Linked DNA regions of Homo sapiens: region 2 is linked to region 1. Evidence: chromatin contacts called from ENCODE Hi-C or POLR2A ChIA-PET data. All regions are on one chromosome and are shown on one strand. Each heading gives the region's core, a stretch centred on a gene start or an enhancer-like site at or near the end of the contact. The rest is flanking DNA. Distances are from core to core; before and after follow the strand shown. Region 1 holds the start of SLC51A (solute carrier family 51 member A). Region 2 holds the start of TM4SF19 (transmembrane 4 L six family member 19).

Region 1 (7,773 bases), core at 5,274-7,773:
GATCATCAAAGGCAACCCTGGGAGGGCCGTTCCATTTATGAAGGTGAGGGTGGGGCAGATTCTGACTGTTCAACACAAATGGTTTTGCAGTGTCTTCTAACTGTTGCCTTTGGTACTCTAATTAGGAAAGGAAAAGTTCCTTAGCATCCATAGCCCGATACTGGGTCTGTCCATCAAACTATCTTCTTAGGAGATGGCCTCTTCTTTGCTGGTTAAACTCAATTTCCCCAAAAGGGCATCTAAATAGACACTATGGGACAAAAGTATTCCACAGCTGAAGAATTTTTGGAAATGCATTAAGGTTAAATGTGATGATTCCTGCAGAGCATACTGACATTTTTAATCTGCTAATTTACATTGTAAATTTCCAAAAGGAGGGTCTAGAACGCACCTTTTACAAAACTTAACTTTTTTTTTTTTTTTGAGATGGAGCCTTACTCTGTCGCCAGGCTGGGGTGCAGTGGCGCGATCTCGGCTTACTGCAAGCTCCGCCTCGTGGATCCAAGCAATTCTTCTGCCTCCGCCTCCCAGGTAGCTGGGATTACAGGTACCCACCACCATGCCCAGCTAATTTTTGTATTTTAAGTAGAGATAGGGTTTCACCATGTTGGGCAGGCTGGTCTCAAACTCCTGACCTCAAGTGATCCACCCGCCTCGGCCTCCCAAAGTGCTGGGATTACAGGTGTGAGCCACCGTGCCTGGTCACAAAACTTAACTTCCTACAGAACTCTGTTTCCATGAAGGACTCCTTGGGATTAAGAGTCTGAGACTTTGGGAAATGCTTGTCTAGTTGACCATTTTGAATATAATCATACTTATAGCAACTATTAAATTTCCCACTGTCTCTGGAATAGCAAAGACTACTTTTTAAAATAATGAAAACAGGAACATTAAATAAGAATTTGAAAAAAGAGTAATCACCCATAATCCCAGCTTTCTAACCAAAAATTATTTCCATGCTTGCATATTTGCTTCCAGTAGCTTAGGAGCACAGTGTAGAGCACTGGAGTCAGACACTTGAGTTCAAAGCAAAATGCCAGGCCGGGCGGGGGGGCTCACGCCTGTCATCCCAGCACATTGGGAGGCCGAGGCGGGCGGATCACGAGGTCAGGAGATCGAGACCATCCTGACTAACACGGTGAAACCCCGTCTCTACTAAAAAATATACAAAAAATTAGCCGGGTGTGGTGGCGGGCGCCTGTAGTCCCAGCTACTCGGGAGGCTGAGGCAGGAGAATGGCGTGAACCTGGGAGGCGGAGCTTGTAGTGAGCTGAGATCACACCACTGCACTCCAGCCTGGGGGACAGAGCGAGACTCTGTCTCTTAAAAAAAAAAAACAAAAAACCAAACCAAACAAACAAACAAACAAAAACAAAGTAAAATGCCACTTACTAATAGCTCTATGGCCATAGACAGGTTACTTATCCTCTCCTTAAGCTTCTTAGCAAAGCACCTGGCGTGTAGTATTTGTTCAATAAAAAGTAGCTTTAAGGCCGGGCGCAGTGATTCACGCCTGTAATCCCAGCCCTTCAGGAGGCCGAGGCAGGAGGATCGCTTGAGCTGGAGCGTTTGAGATCAGCCTGGGCAACGAAGTCAGACTCTGTCTCTACAAAAATTGAAAGTTAGCCCAGGCATGGTGGTGTGTGCCTGCAGTCCCAGCTACTCGAGAGGATGAGGTGGGAGGATCACTTGAGCCCAGAGCTCGAGCTGCCGTGAGCCGTGATTTTAAAATTAAAAAAAAAAAATTGATTCAATCATTCTTCTAGAATAATAGCTTTTTTTTCTCTCTCTCTTTTTTTTAAATTGAGACAGGGTTTCGGTCTGTTGCCCAGGCTGAGGCTGGTGGTGCAATCATAGCTCACTGCAACCTCGACCTCCTGGGGTTGCAGCATGGGCCACCGTGACTGGCCTGAAATAGTTTTCTTAGCATTTAATTTTAAGTTCGAGACCAGCCTGGGCAACATGGAGAAACTCCACCTCTACAAAAAAATACAAAAATTAGCTGGGCTTGGTGGCATGTGCCTGTGGTCCCCAGCTACTAGGGAGGCTGAGGTGGGAGGATCACCTGAGCCCAGCAGGTGGAGGGTTGGGGTAAGCCGAGATCGCACCACTGCACTCCAGCCTGAGTGACACAGTGAGACCCTGTCTCAAAAAAAAAAAAAAAAAGAAAAATTAAGGAACAACAAAGTTTACAAATGAAGCGAGGAAGGAGTTTCGCCACAGCCTCCCAGAGGCACTTCTTCCTGCTTCTCCTATTTCTGGCTGTGCCGTCACCATTGCCCAGAACCAGCACTTACACGCCTAGGTCTTTCCTAGATTGCCTGCTCTTTCTTTGAACTGCCTGTTTCCCAACCCTTCCTCTTCTTTCCCTGCCACTGCCCTGCCTCAGACTCTTTTCCCGCATGGCAGGCCGGGGCAACGACCTCTCATTTACATCCCTGCCTATTTTTTGCTGTTGTTGAGACGGAGTCTTGTTCTGTCACCCAGGCTGGAGTGCAATGGTGAGATCTCGGCTCACTGCAACCTCTGCCTCCCGGGTTCAAGCGATTCTCCTGCCTCAGCCTCCTGAGTAGCTGGGATTACAGGCACGCGCCACCACACCTGGCTAATTTTTGTATTTTCAGTAGAGACAGGATTTCACCACATTGGCCAGGCTGATCTTGAACTCTTGACCGCAGATGATCCGCCTGCCTCGGCCTCCCAAAGTGCTGGGATTACAGGCATGAGCCACGGTGTCCGGCCGCATCCCTGCTTCTTAAGCCTCTTCCTCTGCAGTCCATCCTGATTACTAACGAATGGCCGAGAAGCACGACTTTCATCCAGCCACTCCCAGCCTCAGAGCCTTCACGAGCTCCTTCTCGCTGCGGGATAAAGCACAGCTCCTCCGCCAGCCCGGCGCGCAGCGGGCCTCACCTCTCCTGCCCGGCCCTCTCAATTGTCCCCTGCTCTTCCACCAGGATCCTTGAATCCTGCCAGACCTCGCTCCCCTGGGCCTGGGGCGTCCCCGAACTCATCCTCGCAGCTTCCCTGTCCCAGGAGGGCCCGCTGGCCAAATCCTCCCCACTCTGCCTGCGGCGAGGCTTGCTGGACTAGCAGACTCAGAATGGCCTGTTCTGAACAGCCTTGGGGTTTCCGTTTGCACATTCTGAAGCAAAGCAATGTGAGAACCGTTTTCATTGCGTGAGGCAAGGTTTCTCAACCTGAGCACTATTGACACTTTGGCCTGAATAATCTTTTCTGTGGGGGCTCTTCCCGTGCCCTGTAGGAAGTTTAGCAGCTTTCCTGGCCTCTGACCACGAGATGCCAGTAGCACCTTCCAGTGTGGCAACCGGAAGTCTCCCGACACTGCCAAATATTCCCTGGGGGGACAGCTGCTGTGTAAGGGAAGGCTTGTACCACCAGCTGCACTCTCTCAACAGGAGGTTCACTGGAACTAGATGTAGCAGCCACCTACTGCCACTAACCACAGAGTGGCCACCAGGCATCTCCGGACACTGGCAGTTGGCAACCGCTCTGGTTCAGATCATCTGAAATGAAGCCCTACACAGCCCAAGGACACGCCCACGTCTGCAACAGAACGCACACTGAGAGCTTCCTGTTGCCTGGGAAACGTGTTAAATGTGCTACAGAGACACAGACTTGTATCCAACATTTCAGAGGTAGTCAGTATGCAGCAGGAAAACAAAATAAAACGCAGGCGTGAGTCACATTTTCTCTAAGCATGCTCGGGCCGTGATTCTCAATGTTTTTGGTGTCCGGGGAATAAGCTGAGCCCCATCCTATGCCTTTCACTTTCTTTTTCTTTTCCTTTTTTTTCTTTTATTTTTGAGACGGAGTCTCACTCACTCTGTTGCCCAGGCTGCAGTGCAGTGGCGTGATCTCGGCTCACTGCAACCTCCGCCTCCCGAGTTCAAGCAACTCTCCTGCCTCAGCCTCCCGAGTAGCTGGGATTACAGGTGCCCGCCACCACGCCTGGCTAATTTTTGTATTTTCAGTAGAGACGGGGTTTCACCATGTTGGCCAGGCTGGTCTCCAACTTCTGGCTTCAAGTGATCCACCTGCCTCGGCCTCCCAAAGTGCAGGGATTACAGGCGTGAGCCACCGCTCCCAGCCAATGCCTTTCACTTTCAAAAGTAATTCAGTAATAGAATCTTGTTGGCCAACACTGCGAGGACTTTTGCAGGTTCACCTATGTTTTTTTTTTTTTAATTACTGTTTTATTTGGAAAAAGTGCTTCTTGCAAAAGGGAAGCTGCAAAACAGAGACCTCTGCAACAATTACTTGTTTTTTCTTAAAGTGAAAGAATGGGTGGGATCCAAGGAATCAAAGCAGTAGATGGACGACCAGGAGCACCCCAAGTTATCTTCAGGAAACAGAGCGACAAAACGCAAAGGTAAAATTTCCAGTCAAGGAATTCTTCCAACAGCTGAACTTGAGCTGGCCTCGGGGATCCCCACACCCTCCCCTTCAGTGGACAATTATGACTTATTATTGCAAACAAATTACTCCACTACAATAAACACTGTAGAACAGGTTTTTGAATCCCATCTGTCCACCTGAGAGCTCAGGGGTGGAATGAGGCAAATACCCACAAACACACACACAAAAACCCGACAACAGAATGCTCCAGTGAGGACAAAGGTTTTTCAGAAAGGCTGGATCGTAAAACAAATACAACTGGTTCACCTGTGTGAAGCACGTCACTCACCGTAACCACCCTCTAGAGTGACATGGGTCCAGGGCGGATGCCGTGCAGCCCTCCAGGAGACCCGATGGGGCTTGGACCACTTGGGCACCATCTTGGGTCCCCAGATGGCTCTGGGGTCTGAAAAAGCGCCCCAGGTCGCAGTGTCCGCAGTTTGAATGAGCTTTGAGGCCAGTTTTGTGGAGGCCCAACATGACGGTTGCTCTCCGGAGCCAGGCTCTCATGCTACCCTTTTGACCCACTGACTCCTTGAGGCATTGCCCTTCTCCAGAGCCTTAACCACGATGACAGACACCGGGCCAGTTATTCTCCCCGGCTGCCCAGGTGCACCAGCTCAGGGCCGCCTCTCCCCAGCTCCACTCAGCTATCCTGGTTTCCCTCCTCTCAGTTCCCTCTGAGGAGGGTCCCCACTCACCTCTCAGGAGTTGGGCTGCTGTGGGAGGCTGAGAGAAGCAGGCGGAGGGGATGCCGTAATTGGTCTTCAGCACCTCCAGAAGATCTGCTGTGTACCTGGCGAGACACCAGCCTGTGCTCAGAACCATGGGGGCTGGGGGAAGGGGGAGGGTTGCACACTGGACCCTCAACCACTCCTGAGTGCAGGACTTTGTCCATTTCCCCTCAGGGCCTCTTTCTCTCTCTTTCTTTCTTTCCTTCCTTCCTTCCTTTCACTCTCTCTTTCTCTTTCTCTCTCCCTTCCCCTTCCCCTTCTCCTTCCTTCCTTCCTTCTGCTCTCTCTTTCTCTTTCTCTCTTCCTTCCCCTTCTCTTTCCTTCCTTCCTTCCTTCCTTTTTCTTTCTTTTTTTTTCTTTTTGAGACAGGGTCTTGCTCTGTTGTCCAGGCTGGAGTGCAGTGGTCTGTCTTGGCTCATACAGGCAGCCTTGACCTCCTGGGCTCAAGTGATCTACTCAACCCCCATCCCCATGAGTAAGCTGGGACTACAGGTGCACGCCACCAGGCCCGGCTAATTTTTTATATTTTTGGTAGAGACAGGATTTCGCCATGTTGCTCAGACACTGGTCTCGAACTCCAGGACTCAAACTGGAACTGGGCTTAAACTCCTGGACTCCCGCCTCAGCCTCCCAAAGTGCTGGGATTACAGGCGCCCGGCCTCAGGGCCCTTTTCTTAGAGGGAGTGGAGAACTGGCCCAGGTGGGGGAGTAAGACAAGCTGCCACCTAGCCAGGCTGTGCCTGGCTGCCGTGCCTGAAGAGCCCACCGTGGATTCTCTCCATGCGGGTCGGGCAGCAGCCCAGGGACTGACCAGAGAGGAAGAGCAGGATCCCAGAGGAAGGGTGAGTCCTTACAGACGGACGGGCCCCCTGCTGCTGAGGGATGCTGCCATTTCCTCTGCGAATGCCTTCCACAGCCCCCGCTCTGCGACCTTTCTCTCCCCACGCTGGGGGGCAAGGCCGAGGCCCTGGAGTGTCACACCCTGGCCCAAACCCACGTTGTCCCTGAGGACCTAGGAACAGCTAGAGCATTTCCAGTCCTGTCTCATTCTGAGTGCGGCCGCCAAAGGGCTCTGGGAGGGAGAGAGGACAGGCCGCGGGATAGGGGCCACCGCTGCCCAGCGACTGGCCCAGGGCCCGCCGCCCTCACTTACCTGGGGTCAAGCTTTATCTGGGTCCTGCCCGGCTCCATCGCCGCGTTCTCTCCAGCAATCCCGCAGGCACCGGGGTGAGGAAGGGCAGGCGGGGCGGGCAGGTGGGGGCCGGGGGCAGGGTGGCTTGCCTGGGCCGGGGTGGGGGGCAAGCAGAATTGCAGAGTCTTCCCCTCTGCCGCTCTCCCTCCTTGAGCTTCCCGGGCCAACTTTCTATCTCAGAGTTCACCCCGGAGGAATTTGATCCTCTAGGCTGGCGGAGTTCCCTGTGCCTGACTCGTCCCTGCCCCCAGGTGTGGTCCCTCCCACCTCTTGGACAGGTGCCTTTGGCCACCCCTTGCCTCTGGCCCGGCCCATCCTATAGGATTTTGCTGCCAGTCTGCCCTGCCCTTCCAGGAGCCTTCTGGGGTGGGGTGGGCTCACCACGAAGCCCCTGCCCTGGGCCGGGGTGGGGACGAAGTCCTCGCTCCTCACCGCAGTGTTCCCTGGTCAGCGGCCCCTGAAGAACCTGCTGGAACTCAGGCTTGGGCACTCTGCAGCGGGGAGACTCAGGGCTGAGGCCTCGGCCGTGTTTGGTGCTGTCAGCCTGATGTGTGGAAGGGAGGACAGGCTGGAAAAGCCAGATGAGGCCGGTGTGGGTTTCCCAGACCCCAGTTCATCACATCTGGATGATGGGCTTAGCCACCCCCACGCTGGGCCGGAAGATGCTGTATTTAAGAGGCAGAGTTGCAGAGTGAGATTGCTGGGCATTTGACAGGTCTTGAAAACCTGCTGAATTACAGGCTTGCAAACGATTTTATTGGCTGATAGCTTCCCTTTTCTCTCTCTCCACATAGACTGAAATCTCTTCGAAGCCAGACACAGCATCTTGTACTGTGGTACGGTGGTACCTCTAGGTTCCTGGCACGCAGCCTGACACATACGAAGGGCCCCTTAGAATTTGGTTGCATAGCTGATGAAAGCAGCCAGCGTCTGTCAGCATGTCTGGTGTGCCAGGGCCCGCAGGACATGCAGTGTGTTCCTTAGCTTATTTAAACTTTACCACCGCGTTACAAGGGAAGTAGTATCCTTATTCCCATTTTACAGATAAGGAGGCTGAGGTCCAGAGAGGCTAAGAAACCAGGTCAGACAGAAAGCTGTGGGGTGTGGAGAGCGGCCAAAGGGGCCTGGGGGAGGGGCTCTGTTGGGGCATGGTGGAGATGGAGGTAGTGAGAAGAGGGCCCAGGAGAGGGTGCAGAGGGTCAATTCTGGGAAGGGAGAGGGGGCTTCCTGCGCTGGGCTGGTGAGGCCATACAAGCAGTGGAAGCAGTCCCTGATGGGGTACCCGGAGGACTCCCCACTCCTGTGCCCAGACACCTCAAAGTCTCTCCCAAGAGTCAAGCTGCATCCCCCTCCAGCTTCCCCTCCTCCTAAAGTCCAGTTCCTGGGACAGGACAATGTCGTGAGGCAGGCGTCTCAGGGGCCAGCTGC
Region 2 (7,773 bases), core at 2,756-5,255, 120 kb before region 1:
CAGCCTGGCCAACATAGTGAAACCCTGTCTCTACTAAAAATTAGAAAATTAAAAAATTAAATTAGCTGGGTGTGGCAGTGTGAGCCTGTAATCCCAGCTACTGGGGAGGCTGAGGCAGGAGAATCGAGTGAATCCAGGAGGCAGAGGTTTCAGTGAGCCAAGACTGTGCCATTGCACTCCAGCCCGGGTGACAGTACGAGACCCCATATCGAGAGAAAAAAAAAATCTGAGTGATATACGGCAATCAGCCATTCAGTTATTCTGATTGCCTAAATATGAGATGTTCTAACAGACACTGCATGCGAAATCTCTTTTGCTGGCCAGGTGCAGTGGATCACGCCTGTAATCCCAGCACTTTGGTAGGCCAAGGCGGGTGGATCACTTGAGGTCAGGAGTTCGAGACCAGCCTGGCCAACATGGCAAAACCCCGTCTCTACTAAAAATACAAAAATTAGCCAGGCATGGTGGTGGGCACCTGTAATCCCAGCTACTCAGGAGGCTGAGGCAGGAGAATCGCTTAGAACCTGGGGGTGGAGGTTGCAGTGAGCCAAGATTGCGCCACTGCACTCCAGCCTGGGCAATAGAGCAAGATTCCGTCTCAAAAAAAAAAAAAAAAAAAAAAAAACAGAAATTCTTATATAGAAAGCAGCTCATAAACAGTTTAGAAGACTTAAACTGTGCTTGCTTTGACAACACATATACTAAAATTGGGACGATGCAGATTAGTTTAACGTGGTTCCCGTGCAAGGATGACACGAAAATTAATGAAGAGTTCCAATTTTATTTTTAAAAATGGAACTGTGATAGCCAGTCATAACGATCCCTTCTCATGTATGTGCATCAGGGGTTTCCTCAGTAATCGTTTGTTTTCATCACTGGAAGTAAAATCTCTGTGCAGAGACTGTGTTGCATGAATTATGCATTGCACGAATTAATTCATTCATCAAGTCATTCTTGAGCTTCTACCATGTTCCAAGCTCTGTGTGAGGCTCAGAATATACAGAGCAGAGTAAGAGTTAGTCCCTGCCTGCAAGGACCTCACAGCGGTGGAGTAAGAAGTGAGTCACACTCCAGTGGGAAGTGGGCAAAGATTTCCTAAGCAGACACAAAAATATTGACCATAAAAGAAGATGCATAAATGGAGCTTAATTAAAATCAGTACTTTCTCTTCAAGTAAGCCCAGGCGGGGTGGCTCACGCCTGTAATCCCAGCACTTTGGGAAGCCGAGGAGGGTGGATCACGAGGTCAGGAAATTGAGACCATCCTGGCCAACATGGTGAAACCCTGTCTCTACTAAAAATACGAAAATTAGCTGAGCGTGGCAGCCCATGCCTGTAATCCCAGCTATTCGGCAGGCTAAGGCAGGAGAATCTCTTGAACCCGGGAGATGGCGGTTGCAGTGAGCCAAGATCGTCGTGGCACTGCACTCTAGCCTGGCAACAGAGCTAGACTCTGTCTCAAAAAATAAAATAAAATAAAATAAAATAAAATAAAATAAAATAAAATAAAATAAAATAAAATAAAATAAAATAAAATAAGACATAATAAAGAGAGTAAAAAGTCAAACCACAAACTGGGGGAAAACATTCACAATAAATTTACCTGATAAAGGTCTCATACCTGGAATTATAATGAACCAGAAAACAGAAAAAAAGATAACCCATAACAAATGGGCAAAAACCATGGACGGGAACTTCTCAAAGAGGATCTTCAAATGGCTAATACGTATATGAAAAGGTGCTTACTCATCAAGGAGATGCAAATTCAAACACAAGGAGATTACACTAAACACCCACCACAATGCCTAAAATTAAAAATGTTTGTGAGAATGTGTAGAAACTGGAACTGTCACACACTGCTGGTGGGTGTGTAAATTAGGACTACTTTGGGAATCTGTTTGGCAATATCTGCCAAAATTAAATATTCACCTGCCCTATGATAGCAATCCTACTCCTAAGAATATTCCCTGGAAAAATTAGTGCATAGTTCCTTCAAAAGACATGCAGAAGAATATTCATAGCAGCATTATTTATAACAGGCAAAAGTTGAAAATATAAATGTCCATTAAGAGTAGAAAAAGTTGTAATATCCAATGTAATAATACTCAGCAATAAAAGAAAAATAAATTACATGATGGATGAATCTTACATATAGAATATTGAGTGAAGAAAGCCACACACAAAAGCCATACTGGGCTGGGCGCGGTGGCGCACGCTTGTAATCCAGCACTTTGGGAGGCCGAGGCAGGAGGATCACTTGAGCCTAGGAGTTCGAGACCAGACTGGGCTACATGGTGAGACCCCATCTGTACACGAAATTAAAAAATCAGCTGGCGTGGTGGCGCTTGCCTGTGGTCCCAGCTACTCAGGAGGCTGAAGTGTGAGGATCACTTGAGCCTATGAAGGCAAAAGGCTGCAGTGAGTCATGATTGTGCCACTGCACTCCCGCCTGGATGACACAGCAAAACCGCCTTTTTTTTTTTTTTTTTTAAAGAAAACTGTTTGATTCCATTTATGTGAAATTCAAGAACAACTAAAACCTAATCAATTATTATAAGAGCCAAAATGAAAGTTAACACTGGGGACAAGGGATACGAATGACAGGCGACACAATGAAACCTCTGGGGATTTGGAATGTCCTGTATCTTGATTTCTGTGCTGGTTCACCAGGGTATACATGTAAAAATTCATCAGACTTTAACATTAAGATTTGTGCACTTTAGGCTGGGCGTGCTGGCTCACACCTGTAATCCCAGCACTTTGGGAGGCGGAGGCGGGTGGATCGCCTGAGGTCGGGAGTTTGAGACCAGCCTGACCAACATGGAGAAACCGTGTTTCTACTAAAAATACAAAATTAGCCAGGCGTGGTGGCACGTGCCTGTAATCCCAGCTACTTGGGAGGCTGAGGCAGGAGAATTGCTTGAAGCCAGGAGGCAGAGGTTGCAGTGAGCTGAGATTGTGCCACTGCACTCCAGCCTGGGAACAAGAGTGAAACTCCGTCTCAAAAAAAAAAAAAAGAAAAGAAAAGATTTGTGCACTTTACTGTATATAATATCTAGATGTTTAAAATGCAATGGGAGCATAGAGAAAGAAGTACCTAACTCGGAGTAAAGAAATCCTGGCAGACTTCACTGGGAATGTTTGAACTGAATCTTGAATAGGAGCTTGTCCATAGAGGGTCACGGATCTCCCACACAGAGAGCACCACAAAATCCTCAGCAATTTGGTGAGAGTATGGTACAAGATGATAGTGGCCTGGGGCTTGAACAAGAGGCTGAGTGCGGTGGCTCACACCTGTAATCTCAGCACTTTGGGAGGCTGAGGCGAACACCTGAGGTCAGCAGTTCGAGACCAGCCTGGCCAAAATGGCAAAACCCCGTCTCTATTAAAAATACAAACATTAGCCGGGCATGGTGGCAGGTGCCTGTAATCCCAGCTACTCAGGAGGCTGAGGTGGGAGGATTGCTTGAGTGTGGGAGGCGGAGGTTGCAGTGAGCCGAGATCATGCCACTGCACTCCAGCCTGGGTGACAGAGTGAGACCCTGTCTCAAAAAAAAAAAAAAAAAAAAGTTAGACGTCTAGTACAGGAACCATGCAACACATCGAGTCAGCCAAGGGCAAGGTAAGGAGAGTGATGAGGAAAAAGGGGTGGCTGCCCTGCTCGGTGCTGTTCTGTCAAAGAGCCGAAATTCTTCGCGGGGTGGCAGATGAGGACAGGAACAGCTGGGGTGTGGCAAGTGTTGCTGCCTGGGGAGAGCGGAGGGTGAGGTGTTTCTCACGGGTGCATCCAGTGACTCATCAGGACAGCGGAGCTCATGAGGCCATGTCTCCCGTTTCCTGCCTTAGAATCACATGAAAATGAGCAGAGGGTGGGTCATCAGGACAGGGCTCTCCGGGGAGCGGAAGCGCCTTCAATGCAGGCCTGTGGGCAGGGGCGTGGGGGCGCGCACACACACACGCCTGGGTGACCTCTACGTATATACAGAGCCTCCCTGGCCCTCCTGGAAAGAGTCCTGGAAAGACAACCTTCAGGTCCAGCCCTGGAGCTGGAGGAGTGGAGCCCCACTCTGAAGACGCAGCCTTTCTCCAGGTTCTGTCTCTCCCATTCTGATTCTTGACACCAGATGCAGGTAAGCAGAGATGAAAGGGTGAGGTGACGGCCAGGGAACAGCCTAGCCTCACAGATGAGAGTGCACGCTTCCACTCCAGTGAGCCTGGCTCTGCAGCTTGGCGTCTGTGTGACTTTGCGCCATTCACTTACCTTCTCCTGTTGCCTCAGTCTGTCAACTTCTGGCCTTTGCACCTAGAATACTCTTCCTGCCTAGTATCTCATCGTCCATCAAGTTTGGGCATGGGCAGCCCTTCCTCCGGGAAGCTTCGTTTTGCTTCTGCCAGATAGGATTAGGTTCCTCCATGTGCTTCCATGACACCTTAAGTTGGATGCCCCTGCCTGGTACTTACTGTTACCAGCTGTGAATCCAGCGAGTCTGCAGCAAACTCAATCCTTGCCTTCTCGGGGGAGAGATTCGGCTGAGGGGCAGAAGTGGGTTTAAGGCAGAGGGAGAGGCTGAAGCAAGTTTGAGAGCAGGAGTGAAGGTTTATTAAAAAGTTTTTGAGCAGCAATGAAAGGAAGTAAAGTACACTTGGAAAAGGGCCAAGTGCGTGACTTGAGACACCCAAATGTGCTGTTAGACCCTTGACTTGGCGCCTGCCTGCCGCACAGGCACTTGGGAGGGGCCGCATGCGCAGTGTGTTTACTGAAGTCGTGCGCATGCTCACTTGAGGCGTTTTTCCCTTACCCGCGGAGCAGCACTAGAGGAAGGTCACACACACCAGCTAAACTCCACCATTTTGCTTCTTAGTGTAGATGCTTGAGCCCACTCGCCCAATTCCTGAGCTCTTACCAGGAAGCTGCTGATCACCAAGTTCAGGTATTTTCTATCTATTGGGAGACTGTCTTTCCCAACGCTGGCTGTGACCAATATTATTTTAGAAAGACAGTGTAACAACCGCCTGGCCATCACCTGATAGTCACCTGACATTACTGGGGTAGAGGCCCTCTCCCGCCCTGCTCATGTCTGCTCTATTTCTTACCACACTTGATTAGAATTACTTTTTGGCCAGCCTGACCCACATGGCGAAAACCCATCACTACTAAAAATACAAAATTAGCCGGGCGTGGTGCATGCCTGTAATTCCAGCTACTTGGGAGGCTGAGGCAGGAGAATAACTTGAACCCGAGAGGCGGAGGTTGCAGTGAGCCAAGAGCATGCCGCTGCACTCCAGCCTGGGCAACAAGAGCGAGACTGTGTCTCAAAAAAAAAAAAAAAAAAAAAAAAAAAGAATTGCTTTTTGCGTCAGCAGTGTCCCCACTAGACTTTAAGCTCCTCAAGGAAAGGGATTACATCTTTTTCATCGTTATATCCCTAGCCCCCCAAGTGTCTGTCAGGTAGTGATCACTTAATAAATATCCGACTGAAGGAAGAATGAAAGAAAAGCCTTGCTGGGTGGCGAGGGAGAGACACAGATGTAGAGAATGTGCGGTCTCTTCCTCCATGGAATTGAGCCGATCACTTCTGTTGTTGCCTGGACATCTAGCCGATGACGTGCTCACCTAGCTAGGACCTCAGGACAGAACAAGGAACTCCCCAGCAGCCTGGTTTTAAGGTTTTACCTTCTGATCTTGCTTGTCTCTTCAGATATCAAATTAGGCCACCTCTTTGCTAACCTCCTGGTTCACATTTTTGGAAGGGTTTCTCCAAATGTTATAATTTCTAGGGGAATAAAGTCAGGAGGAGGGGTGAAATTCACACGAAGCCGCAGTGCGGCAAGTGCTTTTAGTGTTTGATTGGCGGACAGCCAGGGCTCTGAATTCCACTCATCCAAAAGCCATGCTCCAGCTGGTAGTTTTCCCTCGCTGTCCATCATTTTTAGTTTCCCCTTTAAGAGTTTTCTGGGCTGGGCGCTGTGGCTCACACCTGTAATCCCAGCACTTTAGGAGGCCAAGGTAGGTGAATCACCTGAGGTCAGGAGTTCAAGACCAGCGTGGCTAACCTGGAGAAACCCCATCTCTACTAAAAATACAAAATTAGCCGGGCGTAGTGGTGTGCACCTGTAATCCCAGCTACTCAGGAGTCTGAGGCAGGAGAATCACTTGAACCCAGGAGGCGGAGGTAGCAGTGAGCTGAGGCCGCGCCATTGCACTCCAGCCTGGGCAACAAGAGTGAAACTCTGTCTCAAAAAAAAAACAAAAAACAAAACAAAAACAAAAACAAAAAAAACAGACTTTTCTGATGGGAACGTTTTCTGTAGAAGAGATCGTCAGGGGGGTTGATGTTGCTGAAGTGTGTAGACGGTGCTTTCTCAGAGGTGCCGTGATTTGAAGGCACTAAATGCATTCCTGCACAACGGCGTCTCCTGGCCCCATGATCTAGAGCACCCGCTTGAAAGGCCAACCACACACCCATCTTTCCTTGGGCCCCGGTCAGACATCTGGGTGGGCAGTGGATTAAAGTTGTGAGTTGTTAACACCCTGGGTGGTTAATTTGCCTCAACACAGAATTACACACTGCAAGCCCCGCACTGCACGATGGGACCGTCTCGGAGGGAGGATGTGCAGACATGCGGGGACATCGCAGCAGTGTGGGCAGGCTGTGAGGGGGCCGTTCTCCACAGGCGCCCTGCTCCCAGGAGCAGGACAGGTTCCTTGCTGTGACTGAGGAGTCCGGTGGCCTGTCAGCCAGAGGGTTGATGGGGGAAGAGACACCCCATCCCTCCCGATTCCTGACCCCACCCTGCCCCAGGACCCTTGGGCCCCTGGGGTAGGAGTCACTGTTGCTTCATATCCTACGCCCACCCTCTCAGGGCACCCCACCTCTCTCCTACCCCCACCCTCCCAGGGCACCCCTCCCCTCTCCTACCCCCACCCTCCCAGGGCACCCCTCCCCTCTCCTACCCACACCCTCCCAGGGCACCCCTCCCCTCTCCTACCCACACCCTCCCAGTGCACCCCTCCCCTCTCCTACCCCCACCCTCCCAGTGCACCCCTCCTCTTTCCTACAACCCCTCCCCAAGCACCCCTGCCCTCTCCTGCCCCCACCCTCCCCATGCACCCCTCCCCTCTGCTACCTCCACCCTCCCCGTGCATCCCTCCCCTCTCCTACCCCCACTCTCCCTGTGCACTCCTCCCCTGTCCTCTGGCCACCCTCCCAGGGCACCTCTCCCCTCTCCTACCCCCACCCTCCCAGAGCACCCCTCCCCTCTCCAACCCCCACCTTCTCAGGGCATCCCTTCCCTCTCCTACCCCCACCCTCCCAGTGCACCCCTCCCTTCTCCTAACCCCCACCTTCTCAGGGCATCCCTTCCCTCTCCTACACCCACCCTCCCAGTGCACCCCTCCCTTCTCCTAACCCCCACCTTCTCAGGGCACCCTTCCCTCTCCTACACCCACCCTCCCAGTGCACCCCTCCCTTCTCCTAACCCCCACCTTCTCAGGGCACCCTTCCCTCTCCTACACCCACCCTCCCAGTGCACCCCTCCCTTCTCCTAACCCCCACCTTCTCAGGGCACCCTTCCTCTCTCCTACCCCCACCCTCCCAGGGCACCCCTCCCCTTGTCTTCTTTACCATAAGCTACAGTCTGGCCGGGTTTGGTGGCTCACACCTGTAATTCCAGCACTTTGGGAAACCGAGGCAGGAGGATCACTTGAGACCAGGAGTTCAAGACCAGCCTGGCCAACATGGTGAAACCCTGTCTTTACTAAAAATACAAAAAT

The links. A loop is a pair of places that touch in the nucleus more often than their neighbours do. ChIA-PET counts read pairs that join two places held with the same protein, here RNA polymerase II (POLR2A).
Region 2: a loop to region 1 is called in a map of PC-9, with 2.5 times the contacts of the local background. The contact joins the promoter of TM4SF19 here to the promoter of SLC51A in region 1. A Hi-C loop is called at or near these places in 1 of 168 maps with a recorded cell type or tissue (PC-9). POLR2A ChIA-PET finds 5 or more read pairs at or near these places in 3 of 52 experiments (CD8-positive, alpha-beta T cell, GM12878 and activated naive CD8-positive, alpha-beta T cell).

The regions. Positions count from the first base shown.
Region 1 is chr3:196,215,284-196,223,056 of GRCh38, reverse strand. SLC51A (solute carrier family 51 member A) reads right to left here and starts at 6,523. Exons shown (of 9, transcript NM_152672.6): 1 at 6,307-6,523; 2 at 5,121-5,215. The coding sequence starts at 6,344. LOC105374304 (a long non-coding RNA gene) reads left to right here and starts at 2,666. Exons shown (of 4, transcript XR_001740544.2): 1 at 2,666-3,699; 2 at 4,298-4,393. RefSeq lists enhancers at 3,412-3,591, 3,672-3,821 and a silencer at 3,465-3,759.
Region 2 is chr3:196,334,620-196,342,392 of GRCh38, reverse strand. It overlaps TM4SF19 (transmembrane 4 L six family member 19), which reads left to right and starts at 4,005. Exons shown (of 5, transcript NM_138461.4): 1 at 4,005-4,129. It overlaps TM4SF19-DYNLT2B (TM4SF19-DYNLT2B readthrough (NMD candidate)), which reads left to right and starts at 3,973. Exons shown (of 6, transcript NR_037950.1): 1 at 3,973-4,129. It also overlaps the pseudogene RNU6-910P. RefSeq lists a silencer at 3,701-3,872 and enhancers at 3,621-3,915, 3,282-4,481.